3 separate regions of the Homo sapiens genome follow, and regions 2 and 3 are each linked to region 1. A link is a contact called in ENCODE Hi-C or POLR2A ChIA-PET data. All regions are on one chromosome and are shown on one strand. The core of a region is the stretch at or near the end of the contact, and the rest is flanking DNA. Distances in the headings are between cores, read along the strand shown. Region 1 holds the start of DHX40 (DEAH-box helicase 40). Region 2 overlaps CLTC (clathrin heavy chain). Region 3 overlaps CLTC (clathrin heavy chain).

Evidence for each region. A loop is a pair of places that touch in the nucleus more often than their neighbours do. ChIA-PET counts read pairs that join two places held with the same protein, here RNA polymerase II (POLR2A). Pooled maps may share reads with other maps.
Region 2: a loop to region 1 is called in a pooled map, with 5 times the contacts of the local background. The contact joins the enhancer-like site here to the promoter of DHX40 in region 1. A Hi-C loop is called at or near these places in 3 of 50 pooled maps. POLR2A ChIA-PET finds 5 or more read pairs at or near these places in 3 of 52 experiments (MCF 10A and T-cell).
Region 3: a loop to region 1 is called in a map with no recorded cell type, with 4 times the contacts of the local background. The contact joins the enhancer-like site here to the promoter of DHX40 in region 1. A Hi-C loop is called at or near these places in 2 of 37 single-sample maps with no recorded cell type and 8 of 50 pooled maps. POLR2A ChIA-PET finds 5 or more read pairs at or near these places in 3 of 52 experiments (T-cell, activated CD4-positive, alpha-beta T cell and activated T-cell).

The regions. Positions count from the first base shown.
Region 1 is chr17:59,563,713-59,568,060 of GRCh38, forward strand. DHX40 (DEAH-box helicase 40) reads left to right here and starts at 1,898. Exons shown (of 18, transcript NM_024612.5): 1 at 1,898-2,071; 2 at 2,915-3,082. The coding sequence starts at 1,960. RefSeq lists enhancers at 1,579-2,121, 1,737-1,996 and a silencer at 2,407-2,536.
Region 2 is chr17:59,667,191-59,671,538 of GRCh38, forward strand. CLTC (clathrin heavy chain) reads left to right here. Exons shown (of 32, transcript NM_004859.4): 14 at 1,587-1,750. Among named protein-coding and RNA genes, the nearest start is that of PTRH2, 38 kb to the right of the region's middle. Within about 2 kb of position 1,746, at least 6 of the 41 ENCODE cell types and tissues checked have a DNase peak (open chromatin) inside an H3K27ac peak, as active enhancers do.
Region 3 is chr17:59,639,936-59,644,283 of GRCh38, forward strand. It overlaps CLTC (clathrin heavy chain), which reads left to right. Exons shown (of 32, transcript NM_004859.4): 2 at 4,341-4,348. Among named protein-coding and RNA genes, the nearest start is that of CLTC, 22 kb to the left of the region's middle. RefSeq lists a silencer at 2,327-2,406. Within about 2 kb of position 2,301, at least 6 of the 41 ENCODE cell types and tissues checked have a DNase peak (open chromatin) inside an H3K27ac peak, as active enhancers do.

The sequences.
Region 1 (4,348 bases), core at 648-3,147:
AGGTTTCCATCCTGTTCAGTAGGCTGAAGAGAAGGAGGAGGAAGACAAAGGGTTGATCTTGCTATCTCCAGCTTAGCAGGTGCAGAAGAAAAAATCTGCCTACAAGTGGACCTGCGAAGTTCAAACCAGTATTGTTCAAGGGTCAACTGTATCAGAAAGATTTGACTACTATGAGCTAAGTGGTAATCATCATTGGTCTGAAATGATGATTTTTAGAAAGTGACTTTATTATATCACTGATAGAGATGCCCTATACTGAAATACTGAGATTACCAATACCTTGCCTGTACCACAAATGTATTTTTGCCATTTTGCTTTCTGTTTCTATAATATTTTGAATTCCTAACATGATCCAGAAGGCTGGGAGATGCTCCTAATGAAAGAGAGAAACCTGGAATGTTCTCCTATTTACCAGATTGCTTCCTCTCATACCCAGGTTTTGAGATATAAAGTTGTTACAAAGTTCCAACTTATTTGGTATCATTCAAAATCTGATGAGCTTGCATTTTAAGAAGTGTTGATCAGTTCCATTTAAAAGCAGTTGGTATGAGTTCACTTTATTTTTTGAGGTGGAATCTCGCTCTGTTGCCCAGGCTGGAGTGCAGTGGCATGATCTTGGCTCACTGCAACCCCTGCCTCCTAGGTTCAAGCGATTCTCCTGCCTCAGCCTCCCGAGTAGCTGGGATTATAGGCGCGTGCTACCACACCCGGCTAATTTTTTTTATTTTTTTATTTTTAATAGAGACGGGGTTTCACCATATTGGCCAGGCCGGTCTCGAACTCCTGATCTCAAGTGATTCATCTGTCCTGGCCCCCCAAGGTGCTGGCATTACAGGCATGAGCCACCATGCATGGCCATGACTTCACTTCAAATGAGCACAGAAAAATCTGGGGGCCCAACAACCTTATGGTACATCTTTTGAAGCCTGGTCAGACAAGAGGGTCTTTAGGTGATGGTGAAGTGACAGTTTTGAGTTGTCTTCTTTGGTAGTAAGTGTTGGCTAATTCTAACAGCAGGAACAATTGAGGAGTCCAACAAACAATCTTGTTCACATTGCAATGATTTTGTTACAGTTGACACTAATTTAAAAATTGGCAGGCTCTAGACCAGAAAGACCTGCCCCCAAAGTACCTTTTCTGAAAAAGTTGCCCTGCCTCAGATGCTGTGTATCTGTTGAACTTTTCAGCTACTGTGGTTTCCAAGGAATGCACCTCTATCAAAAATGAGCTTAATTCCTAAGGAAGTCAATTATTATTCCTCCATTCCAGCAAAGTCAACAAATATTGACAGCCCACCTTGAATCACTGTGCTGGGCCCTGGATGTAGCAGTGTTTTAATATTTCGACTCTTGTGGGGGGGGGCTTTACAATCTAGCTGGGCAGAAGAGGAAACATGCAAATAAATTAAAATGCAGGGTCCTATGAGGGAAATGAACAGCCTTGGTGACCTAAGTTTTGATAATAACATAACTAAAAGTTCGGCTCCACAACTCAGTAGCTGTGTGCCTTGGACAGGTCATATCAGATTAGGAAAGGTGAGAATGAGTTGAGGAACGCAGCACTCTGGGATCATGGTTCCAGCTCCGGGCAGAGGGTTACATCGTGTCAAGTGTGTGAAGGCAGAATAGCCTGCAGAGACCACTGTGGCGTTGAAAAGAGGTGTCGTCGCGACCTTCGGCGCCGGAGAGGCGAAACAAGAGGGGGTCTTCGGGCCCTCAGGTATGGCTCAGCCGCCCAAGGCGAAGCGCACGTGGCAGTTGGCGGGAAATCCCTGGGGGGTGGAGCCTCGGCTCGAGGTCCGGCCGCCCCGTACCACGTCATCGAGCAGCTCCCCCTCCCCTTGCTACAAGTCGCACGCGCGGAAGTAAACACCTCTACGTCATCAGGGCGCGTCCTCGTCTTTCCCCTCCCATCTCCTCAGATCGGTGGACGTGCTCGCCTCCACTCGGGGCCAGGTCTATGTCCCGGTTTCCCGCAGTCGCGGGCAGGGCGCCAAGGCGGCAGGAGGAGGGTGAGCGGTCAAGAGACCTCCAGGAAGAGCGGCTCTCGGCTGTTTGCATCGCCGATAGAGGTGCGGTCCGCGGGACGGTACGGAAGCCAGCGGGAGTTACGGCGTGGGGGTTTTGGTGGGGGGATGAAAGTACGCCTTTGGCAGGCTGAGAAGAGTAGTGAGGAAGCCGTGGCGTTCTCCTGGCTTTCCAAGCCCGAGGCGAACTTTGCGTCCAATGAGCACTTTGCCTTAGAGGGGGGCGGTCCCAGATTCAAGTTAGGCGAAAACCTTACTGGGGGGCGAAAAAGTGAACCCCAACGCCCGAAATGCATTCTGTTCTTAAACAGGCTCATAGACCCTTTGTTCTCTACCCATTCATCCCCCCCACCCTTCGTCGGGCCGCCAGCCTGCCTTTGGGTACAGTATGAAGGGAGCCAGTTTCCAGGAGCCAGTTTCCATGGTTACCCACCACTTGGCCTTCTGGGATATCAGTCGCTCTGAACAGGGACCTAACTTGAACCATGAATCAGAAGCAAACACAGGTGGCTTCTAATCCAGCTGAGAATTTTCTGCTGTGTTCCAGTTTTTGGTCTATTGTTAAATAAAATTGAGTTTTGTGCTTCTGTGTAAGTATGCATGTGTATACGTTGCCTTGAGCTATACTTGCTTTGAAAAGTACTTTGAGTTATGCGTGAACAAATGCTCAAGTTGCTGGATTTCACCAAAAAGTTGTTCTGGGCTCATTAACCCTCACTTACAAATTGCGCTCATTAACGCTCACTTACATGAGCGATTTAACTGAGAAGTCATGGATGATCCCGTCCAGCCCTAAAATTCTATTGCCTTTCTGGTTTTAGTCATGAGAAATTGAGTCAGAGATATCTTTACAAGTCTTTTAATTGACTTGTTTTTCTGTTATTACAGAAGAGAAAGGATGCACGTCCCAGGAGGGAGGAACTACTCCAACTTTTCCTATTCAGAAACAAAGAAAAAAGATTATTCAAGCTGTGAGGGACAATTCATTCCTTATTGTTACTGGAAATACAGGAAGTGGTAAAACAACTCAACTCCCAAAATATCTATATGAAGCAGGTGATTTTTTTCTGTTGTAATAATTGGAAATATTTTAAAAATATCCTCTTTTTAAAGGCCAGTAGGACTTCTGTACTCCATGATTGCCCAGTATTTGCTTTATAGTCCCGCTTCTCTTGGCACACCCCCTTCCCCTATGTCTCCTTTGCTTCTTTATGGTCTATTTCAGGTTCAAGAATTAGTTGGGATGGCAAATTTTCCCATTTTTAATTACCATAATAATCTCAAATAGAATTACATCTAGATATTCCATTTTATAGAATAAAGTTGTCTAGCAGTAGACTATTAACCATTGGATACTGAAATAATTTTGAGGGGTAAGAGATATGTGATATCTGTTGCTGCCATTAGTACTTCTTGGTTCTTTCTCTAGAGCATTATCAGGTAAATATTTATCCCCTGACTTTGCCAGCGCAAGCCAACTAACAAATTACCTTTAAAATACGTTAAGTAAAGTTAATAGGAGGCCTTTGGTTTGGACTGATCCCCCGCACTAGACCCAACAGACCAAACCAAAATGGAGTTACTCATACTGAAGTTCCACGCCACCAAGTCTAGAAACTAAATTTTTCATCTACTGAGAAATCAGGAGAAAGAGATAATAGCCAAATCCCCAAACAGACCAGTTTTAGGAGCATCAAGAAGTTTCCTCTGCTTTAACTTTGACAAGAAAAGTAACTTTGAAATGAGCAATCTGCTTTTTGTTTTCTGTTTCTGCTTTCCTCAGCCCTTTTCTGTCTATACAATCAGCCTCCTCTGCTCAGCTCATTGGAACACTGATTCTATTTTATGAGACGATGGGTTGATGTGATTCCAGAGTTAGAATCACAAAAGCCAATTAAAAAGTTTTGGCTGGGCACAGTGGCTCACGCCTGTAATCCCAGCACTTTGGGAGCCCGAGGTGGGCGGATCATGAGGTCAGGAGATCGGGACCATCATGGCTAACACAGTGAAACCCTGTCTCTACTAAAAATAGAAAAAAAAAAAATTCGCCGGGCGTGGTGGTGGGCGCTTGTAGTCCCAGCTACTCGGGAGGCTGAGGCAGGAGAATGGCATGAATCTGGGAGGCGGAGCTTGCAGTGAGCCGAGATCGTGCCACTGTACTCCAGCCTGGGAGACAGAGTGAGACTCCGTCTCCAAAAAAAAAAAAATTTTTTAGGCCGGGCGCAGTGGCTCAAGCCTGTAATCCCAGCACTTTGGGAGGCCAGGGCAGGTGGATCATGAGGTCAGCAGTTCGAGACCAGCCTGGCCAACATGGTGAAACCC
Region 2 (4,348 bases), core at 496-2,995, 100 kb after region 1:
AGATGAATTAAAGGTAGAATTTTAAGAGAAAAATATGTAGTGGTGTTGAAATTGTATAAAATGAAAATACAGGTTGAGTGTCCCTAATCTGAAAATCCAAAATGCACCAAAGTCCAAAACTTCTTGAGCACCAACATAACGCTCAAAGGAAATGCTTGTTGGAGCATTTCAGAAATCGGATTTTCAGATTAGGGATGCTGATCAGGTAATTATAATGCGAATATTCCAAAGTTCAAAATCTGAAACACGTCTGGTCTCAAGTATTTTGGATAAGGGATACTCAGTCTGTACTAATGATCAGGTATAATAAAATTTTATGCTTATATGTCTGACTCTTATAATAGCAGGTGATTCTCACTAAGGGCATTTTGTGATTTGTTGCTATTTAGCAGGATTTCTTAACCTTAGTACTATAGACATTTAGGGCTGGATAATCATTGTAGAGGGGTGTTCCTGTACATGTAGAATATTTAGTAGAATATTCAGCAGCATTCCTGGTTTCTACCCACTAGATTCCAGTAGCGTCAGCTCCACCAGTTGTGACAACCAAAAATGTCTTCAGACATTGCCAGTGTCACCTGTGAGGAAAATCACCTCAGTTGAGAACCACTGCTATACAGGGTACTAACGTAATCACTGTTGGGTGTCTAACTTCTGGTCCCCAACTGCCTTTCTCTCCTCTCTGTACTAGTAGTACTCTATTGAGAAGGGGTAAGAGAGTCTAGTAGTTTTCTTAATTTTTTCTTAATTTTCCCAGTTTCAAAATGTTAACTGTGCACTAAATTTACACTGTTTAGTACAGTCACTAGCCACATATAGTAGCTATTTACATTGAAAGTTATTAAAGTGAAATAAAATTTAATATTTAGTTATTCAGTCACTCTAGCCACATTTCAAGTGCTTAATAGCCACATGTGTTTAGTGGCTATTATATTGGAAGGCAAAGATAAGATTTTCATCATTGCAGAAAGTTCTTCTGGACAATACTGCACTAAATTCTTCCCAAATTATTTTGTATGTTTCCTATAAATTGCATATTGAAAAACACCAGGTATTGGGGTCTTCATTTAAAATTTCCCATATAGGGGCACAATGGTGTATGCCTTTAATAATCCCAGTGCTTTGGGAGGCCAAGTGCTTGGGGCCACAAATTCAAGACCAGCCTGGCTAGCATAGCAAGACACCATCTCTACAAAAATTTTCTTAAAAATTAGCCTGGCATGGTGGCATGCATCTGTAGTTCTAGCTACTTAGGAGGTTGAGGTGGGAGGATTGCTTGAGCCCAGGAGTTTGAGGCTGCAGTGAGCTATGATCGTGCCACTGCACTCCAGCCTGGGTGACAGAGACCTGCCTCAATAAAAAAGAAAAAAAGGAAACATTGGGTTGAATTGTCTATTCTTCAGGATTAAAGTGCAATCCATTTTACTGATCTGATTAATGGAATAGTTAGTATTTTTATCGCGCTTTTTAAGCAACCAACTTATATTTGGGAGTATTCAATATAACAGTTTTTTAATTACATAAATGTTTTTCAGTCATTCTCAAAAGTGTGCCTATGCTTAATTGTAATTACTTGTTTCTTTAAGGTCTCTTTTATTTTCTGGGATCCATTGTTAACTTTAGCCAGGACCCAGATGTGCACTTTAAATATATTCAGGCAGCTTGCAAGACTGGGCAAATCAAAGAAGTAGAAAGAATCTGTAGAGAAAGCAACTGCTACGATCCTGAGCGAGTCAAGAATTTTCTTAAGGTAAGTGGTTTTGAGTAATGTGTTTTCTGGTTGGATTCCAGGTTAGCAGTTCTACAAGGGTTTGGTCATAGTTCAAAAATATTTTTTCCCTAAATGTGAAGTTGTTAGCATTCTTAAGTTGTGTGCTGGATTATTTCTTCCAAACATAATATTCTGTGGTTTCCTTTGAAATACGGAAGGAAATTGGTGAGTAAGAATGACCATCTGTTTAAAAGAAGAAAAAAAAAATAGCACTATTTCAAAGGAATTTCCTTTATTTTAATTTTGGATGGAAAAATTTAGAAAAGTGGTTGTATACTTTCAATGTCATTTTAGAATCATTTAGGCTTTTGAATATTAACATCAGCTTGCTCTTCATACCATTTTGAGGAGCCTCTATTGTAGGCAAAGGGATCTGTTGTCTAAGGAATGTATAGGTTTACCTCTTTCATCAAGTTTGCTCAACTCTAGAAACTAAAATATTGTTATTCATATATAATTCATAAAGGTAAGATCAAACAAAACGCTCAGCTTTGTGACACATTAAATCAGTTAGAGAGGAGTAAGGACCACCTGTGTTGCAGGGAGGAGTAATGGTTGAGAGATTCTGAACTCTAGAACATCCCTAAGGGCAGTTAATTTTGTTTAATGTTTAACTTAGCTTTAGCTTTATTCTTGTAACTGCCAGTTACTTTGTGATGGAAATAAAGCTTTAAAATTGATAGCTATCTATAAAAGGCTAGGAAAACTACAGAACACTTAGATTACTGCTCTCTCACTGCCTATTATGTGTGTGTGTGTACACTATATATATATATAATGATTCCTGAGACTTTATAGAAAGTTCTGAAGTATTTTTTGTCTTGGAAGAATTTTACATTACAAGTAAAACCAAAATGTTTTTGTAGAACACAGTATAGAAAGTAGGCTTTTCCTACTCCCAGATTATCATCATTTGTGTGTGTGGTTGCATTGGCAGATTGTTCTTTTGAAGAATTTACTACCTGGGCTCTAGATTAAATAGCAAAACCCTTAGGGGTTTTAGTGTAATGAAGTAGTCAAAATGTTGAAACTGCTCTACATTTTAGATTAAAAGATACACTTTTCAAAAAAGTATAGCTTTAAAATGTCTTGGCCATCATGAATATTCTGGGTAACCTAGCTGTGCTATGTTTGGACCAAAACTTTCTGGTGTCAAAAAACCCCTCCAAATGAGAAAGATTTGATACTCTGTGCTTGACTAGTGTACCCATACTACTGATTCACTTCCTTCTTTGAGTATCATTACTATTTCCTTTAAAAAAAACAACAACAAAAAAAACTACTACTAGATTCTTTTGGGGGCAGGGGGTGTTGGGTTTTTTTTTTTGTTTTTCTTTTTAAGCTTTTAAGTTCAGGGGTGCGTGGGCAGGTTTGTTATATAGGTAAACTGTGTCATGGGGGTTTGTTGTACAGATTGTTTCGTCATCCAGGTATTAAGCCTACAACCCATTAGTTATTTTTTCTGATCCTCTCCCTCCTCCCATCCTCCACCCTTCAGTAGGCCCCAGTGTCTGTTGTTCCTCTCTGTGTCCATGTGTTCTCATCATTTATCTCCCACTTGCTAGTGAGAACATGCAGTATTTGGTTTTCTGTTCCTGTGTTAATACTACCAGATTCTTAAATGATTTCTTTTTGTTTTTATTGAGCCCTCAGCTTCTATGCTTAAATTGTAACTTCTTTAGCTTTGGATTTTAATATTTGAGTTATATATATATGGAAAGCAAAATGAAATTAGCTATTATTTAATTATCACATTTTTGAGCTTTAAAAAAAATCCTCTAGTAAAGAAATGAAAAACAATCCTCTGGGTACTAGGATGGTACTGCCTTAGGTTTGCATAGCCCATGGGATCTAATCAGATGAAGATTTCCCCTCCACACTTGTGAACTGGGTACAAGCCTGATATAGTAGGGGTGTGGATGTGGATTATGAGCTTTTGAGTCAGTCAGACCTGTTTCAAATTCTACTTAGCCATTGTTTGTTCATTCAGTATATGTCTAGCTGTTACCTCAGGCAAGTTAATGAATATGCCTCAGCCTCAGTTTCTTCAACCATAAGCTATGTTTATTTATCAAGTACCTTGTATACTATAGATGTTTAGGCAGTAACTATTACTGATAAGTGATAAGCCTTGGAAAAAGGTGGAGTCAGCCTAAATGGGATTTCTGTCAGGCAAGTATTTATTTCTCTTTGATATCAATTTGTACTTGACTCTTTGAAGGAATTTACTTCCAGCCAGGATTAGAGGTGAATTTAGGGTCTTACGTCTACATAATTTGACATGGGAGCTCAATACTAAGATGCAACTATCACATTCATCCTCTGATGCCAGTGTTGAGAGTGAACTTATTAGATTCCTTGTTAACCTCCAGTACAGGGTTATGATGCCTCTTATCACTGTTATTAAACTTAATTTTAGAGGTACTAGCTACATGATAATTTACTGGTGTTGTAAGTAAACCCTGTGTCATAAGAAAAATACCCTGACTCTGATCTTGAATATTCAAGTGCCAATTGTGTGTTAGCCACCAGGAATAAAGAGATTGGTAGAACATAACTTCTCCTTTAAGGTACCCT
Region 3 (4,348 bases), core at 1,051-3,550, 77 kb after region 1:
AGGGCAAGACCCTGTCTCAATAAATAAAGAATAAAAATACAATTCAGTTTCTGTGGTATAGCTTATATGCCATCACACCTTTATAACTGACTGAGAATACTTTATGGTTACTATGTGCTGTTTTGAAAATAAAACCTGTTTAAAAATATGTTGCATTTTAAAAGTTTTAATCTATATTGATATTACTAGACATAGTTATATAGTTTGGCCACCCTGTTACATGCTCCTACTGTAAGGGTATACCTAAACCAGACTTGCAGTTAATAAGAGTGACTTGTCCTATTATTGTGTGCTTTGGCATATTTCTCTTTTGAGTATATAACAGGAAAATATGGGAAGAATTGCTGAGTGTTCTAGACATTCTCACTCAAAAGGAACATCAGTAAGGAAAACAATCTTACCTACCTTATTTGAAGAGGTGGAAGCAAATTTAACCTTCTCTTAGCCAATACGGTCACTTGAAGTTCTTTTTTTTTTTTTTGCCAAAGTCTTGCTCTGTCACTCAGGCTGGAGTGCAGTAGGGCGGTCTTGGCTCACTGCAACCTCCGCCTCCCGGGTACAAGCGATTCTCCTGCCTCAGCCTCTGGAGTAGCTGGGACTACAGGCGTGTGCCACCATGGGCCCGGCTAATATTTTGTATTTTTAGTAGAAACGGGGTTTCACTGTGTTAGCCAGGATGATCTCGATCTCCTGACCTCGTGATCCACGCCCCCTTGGCCTCCCAAAGTGCTGGGATTACAGGCATGAGCCACCACGCCCAGCCGAAGTTCCTGTCTTTTTTTCCTCACAATTAGGAAGGCTATATAGGAAGGAGCAGGGTCCTGTTCAGTTGTGTAAATGACCACCACTTAAGTGTGCTTTTTTAATATGTTTAAACATGTGCCATTATTAAGAATTTGACACGGCTGGACGCCGTGGCTCATGCCTGTATTCCCAGCACTTTGGGAGGCCAAGGCGGACGGAACATGAGGTCAAGAGATCGAGACCATTCTGGCCAACGTGGTCAAACCCCATCTGTACTAAAAATACAAAAATTAGCTGGACGTGGTGGTGCACGCCTGTAGTCCCAGCTACTTGGGAGGCTGAGGCAGGAGAATTGCTTGAACTGGGGAGGTAGAGGTTGCAGTAAGCCGAGATCATGCCACTGCATTCCAGCCTGGTGACAGAGCGAGACTCGGTTTCAAAAAAAAAAACAAAAAACTTGCAACTTCAGAATTATGTTCATGTTTGCTGGTGTTTTAACTCAAACTGGGACATAAATCCTAGGGAAGTAACCCATATCACTGTTGTTCTAATAACTGCATTCGTAGTAGAATAACACTACATTCACTAGTAGAGGCTGAGGGAGAGAGGAAAAGAAGGAATTACAGGTTACAGGCTACTTTTCTGTTCTTGTCTAGACTGAGGCTGACTGACTTGTCTAGACTGAGGCTGAGGCAGGTGGACCATGAGGTCAGGAGATCGAGACCATCCTGGCCAACATGGTGAAACTCCATTTCTACTAAAATACAAAAAATTAGCCGGGCATGTTGGCGCACTCCTGTAGTCCCAGCTACTCGGGAGGCTGAGGCAGGAGAATCACTTGAACCTAGGAGGCAGAGGTTGTAGTGAGCTGAGATCGAGCCACTGTACTCCAGCCTGGCTGGCGACAGAGCAAGACTCCATCTCAAAAAAAAAAAAAAAAAAAAAAAAGAGTTTGTCACTTGCCTCCTGTTTAATTTTGCATTTTTTAAATAAAGTATATCTATTCCACATGGACTATTTTGATTAGTACCAATACATTCCTGAAGGAGATCAAAGATATATATGCATAGCTCTCTTGGTAGCATATGTTTAATGAGAAAGTAATATAAGGATTACATAGATTAGGGTTGCAGGCAGTTCTGTCACTTTAAAGCCAGATCTTTTATTTACCTTATTTTTTAAAGTTTTTGCAGAGATGGGGTCTCATTATGTTGCCCAGGCTGGTATCAAACTCCTGGGCTCAAGTGATCCTCTCATCTCAGCCTCCCAAAGTGCTGGGATTATAGGTGTGAACCAAGGTGCCAGGCCAAATCTTTGTTGTTTTTTTTTTTTTTTTTTTTTTTTACAAGTAAAATACCCTGAGGCTGAAGGTCATTGCTAACTGATGCAGCGTGTTTTTCTTACTGCTTTTTTTCTGGGGATCTAACAAGGAATTGGAAACACAGGTTTTTGACTTTCCTTTTTCCTCCTCATTGTTTTCTGATAGTGTTTTCTTAAAGTCATCTTCCACCTGCCTCTGAAGTTGAGAAGTAGGAAGGAATCTGTTAGAATCACTTGGGGTTCAGTTAGTAGTGTCTGTGGTTTGCTTCCTTTTGTGGTTTTGAATTTAATTTCACTATTTGACTAACACTATTTTTACTCCGACTTCCTCAAACACTGTGGGACTTAAGCTGTGACAGGTGAAACTCAGTGCCTTAGATGAAGGCTTGGTAGAGACTTAGAAACATAGAATTCTTACAGGGTAGCTTAGGATTCTTACAGCATAACTTACTGCTTTTAGGTATATAGCTCTATGAACTTTATGAGCCCACTGGAATGTTTTCTCCAATTATCGGAAAGGATAATTATCAATTAAACTTAAGGAGTCTAAGGACCCTCTACTCAGAAAAATAGATGTGAGATCCTGTCTCAAAAGAAAAGTTAAAGTCAGGAAGAAGTTAAAATTAATGGTTTATAAGGCTTTACTATAACTAAATACATTATAAGTTACATACTTTAAAGCTAGTGTATTTGCCTTGCATTACAGCATATACTTGAGCTTGTAAAGCAGGTTAATCTACTTTATTACGATGTTTGTATTAATGGTTAGAGAGTTGTTTGACTTCTTGCCCCTATATTCAGTGACTGAGTTACTGTAACTACACTTTATAACTGAGTTATAACATTAATAACTTAATACCAGTAGTAATTGAGATAGAAGAGTGAAGAGAAAGTAAAATGTAGCCTTGTAGTCTTATGTTATATCTTATTCAGAGCCTGGCCTGGTTATGTTTAAGCACTATTAGCAGAAGAGTTTCAGAAGAGAATTTAAATAAAATACAGTTAACTTGGCTGGTTTAGTCCATAAGATAATAGTGACAGTGGTGGTGTTTGTGGAGGAAAACTGTATTGCTAGAGGACAAGGGTGACAGAAAGACTTGATTTTTTTTTTTCCATGCTTTTTCTTTTCTGGGGTGTGTGTGTGTGTGTGTGTGTGTGTGTGTGTGTGTATTTTGTACCATGCGAATTTATTATATTACCTTTGGAGGAAAGGGGGATAAAACTAGTCTGGCCAAGGCTAATAAAATAAAGCCTCCATGTAGCTTCTTTTAGTAGGACTTAATCTGTTACAACATAGTTAGTCACCCAGAGTATTAATAACCCACTATGGTAGAGATTTCTTCCTAGTAACAAGTGACTTTTGTTCTTACATACTTAATTGGTTTGCAAAGACCTACCATCTTTAGATCCACTATATTTGTTTAGCAGATACTTTAGTATTTTCTGAGTACACAAAGCAAATCTAATTCCATTATTTTCCTTGTTAAAATCCTTAAGTAGCTCCCTTCGCCTGTAGAATAAACTCAGGATTCTTACTGAGGTATGTTTAGCTTGTTGGTCTGGCCCTTGCTCATTTCTCTAACCTTAATTGTGTACTCCCTCAATCCTATAGTGTTACAAAAGTACTTGTAGTTCCCTTAGCCAACCACACTTTTACGTCTCTGTGCTTTACCACATGCTCTTTCTGTTGAGAATTCTCTCGCCTGCCTCCTTTGAACACATTGCTTTAGCTGTGTAGCCTTTGACAAGATCCCTCTTACATATCTTTGTTTTGGCACTTTTTGCACAGAATTAGAACTTGTTTGCTCTTGCTATTCAAGTTCCTTTATTTAGATCAAGAATTCTGTGACATTTTAGATCTTTTTATGCTTGTAACTTAATTTTTCAGCTTCTTGAAGCGTGAACAAATAACTGCTACATGTTAAGGGGGGTGAGAGAGGACTGGTCCAATAGTTCCAAGGTCTTAAAATAAATCAAGAAACTCAATTACCTCAAATCCCTTGAACCATGCATGCTACCTTGCAGATGTTGCTCTTTCCTTTAACTTCATCTGTATTTGTTCTGCCTCTTATTTGAAACAGTTGAATGGCATGTTTGTTTGAAGAAGAGAAGGTCCAATACTTGGCTATTAATAGTCTCTCTTTAATTAACATAATGTAGATGTTATTGTGACCTTGAAGCATTAATGTTAAGTGAGGATTTGTGTTGATGAGCATATATGAATGTCAAGTCTTTGGAATCCACTTGGTAACATGGTTTCTTATTATTTTTTCTAGCTCCAGAA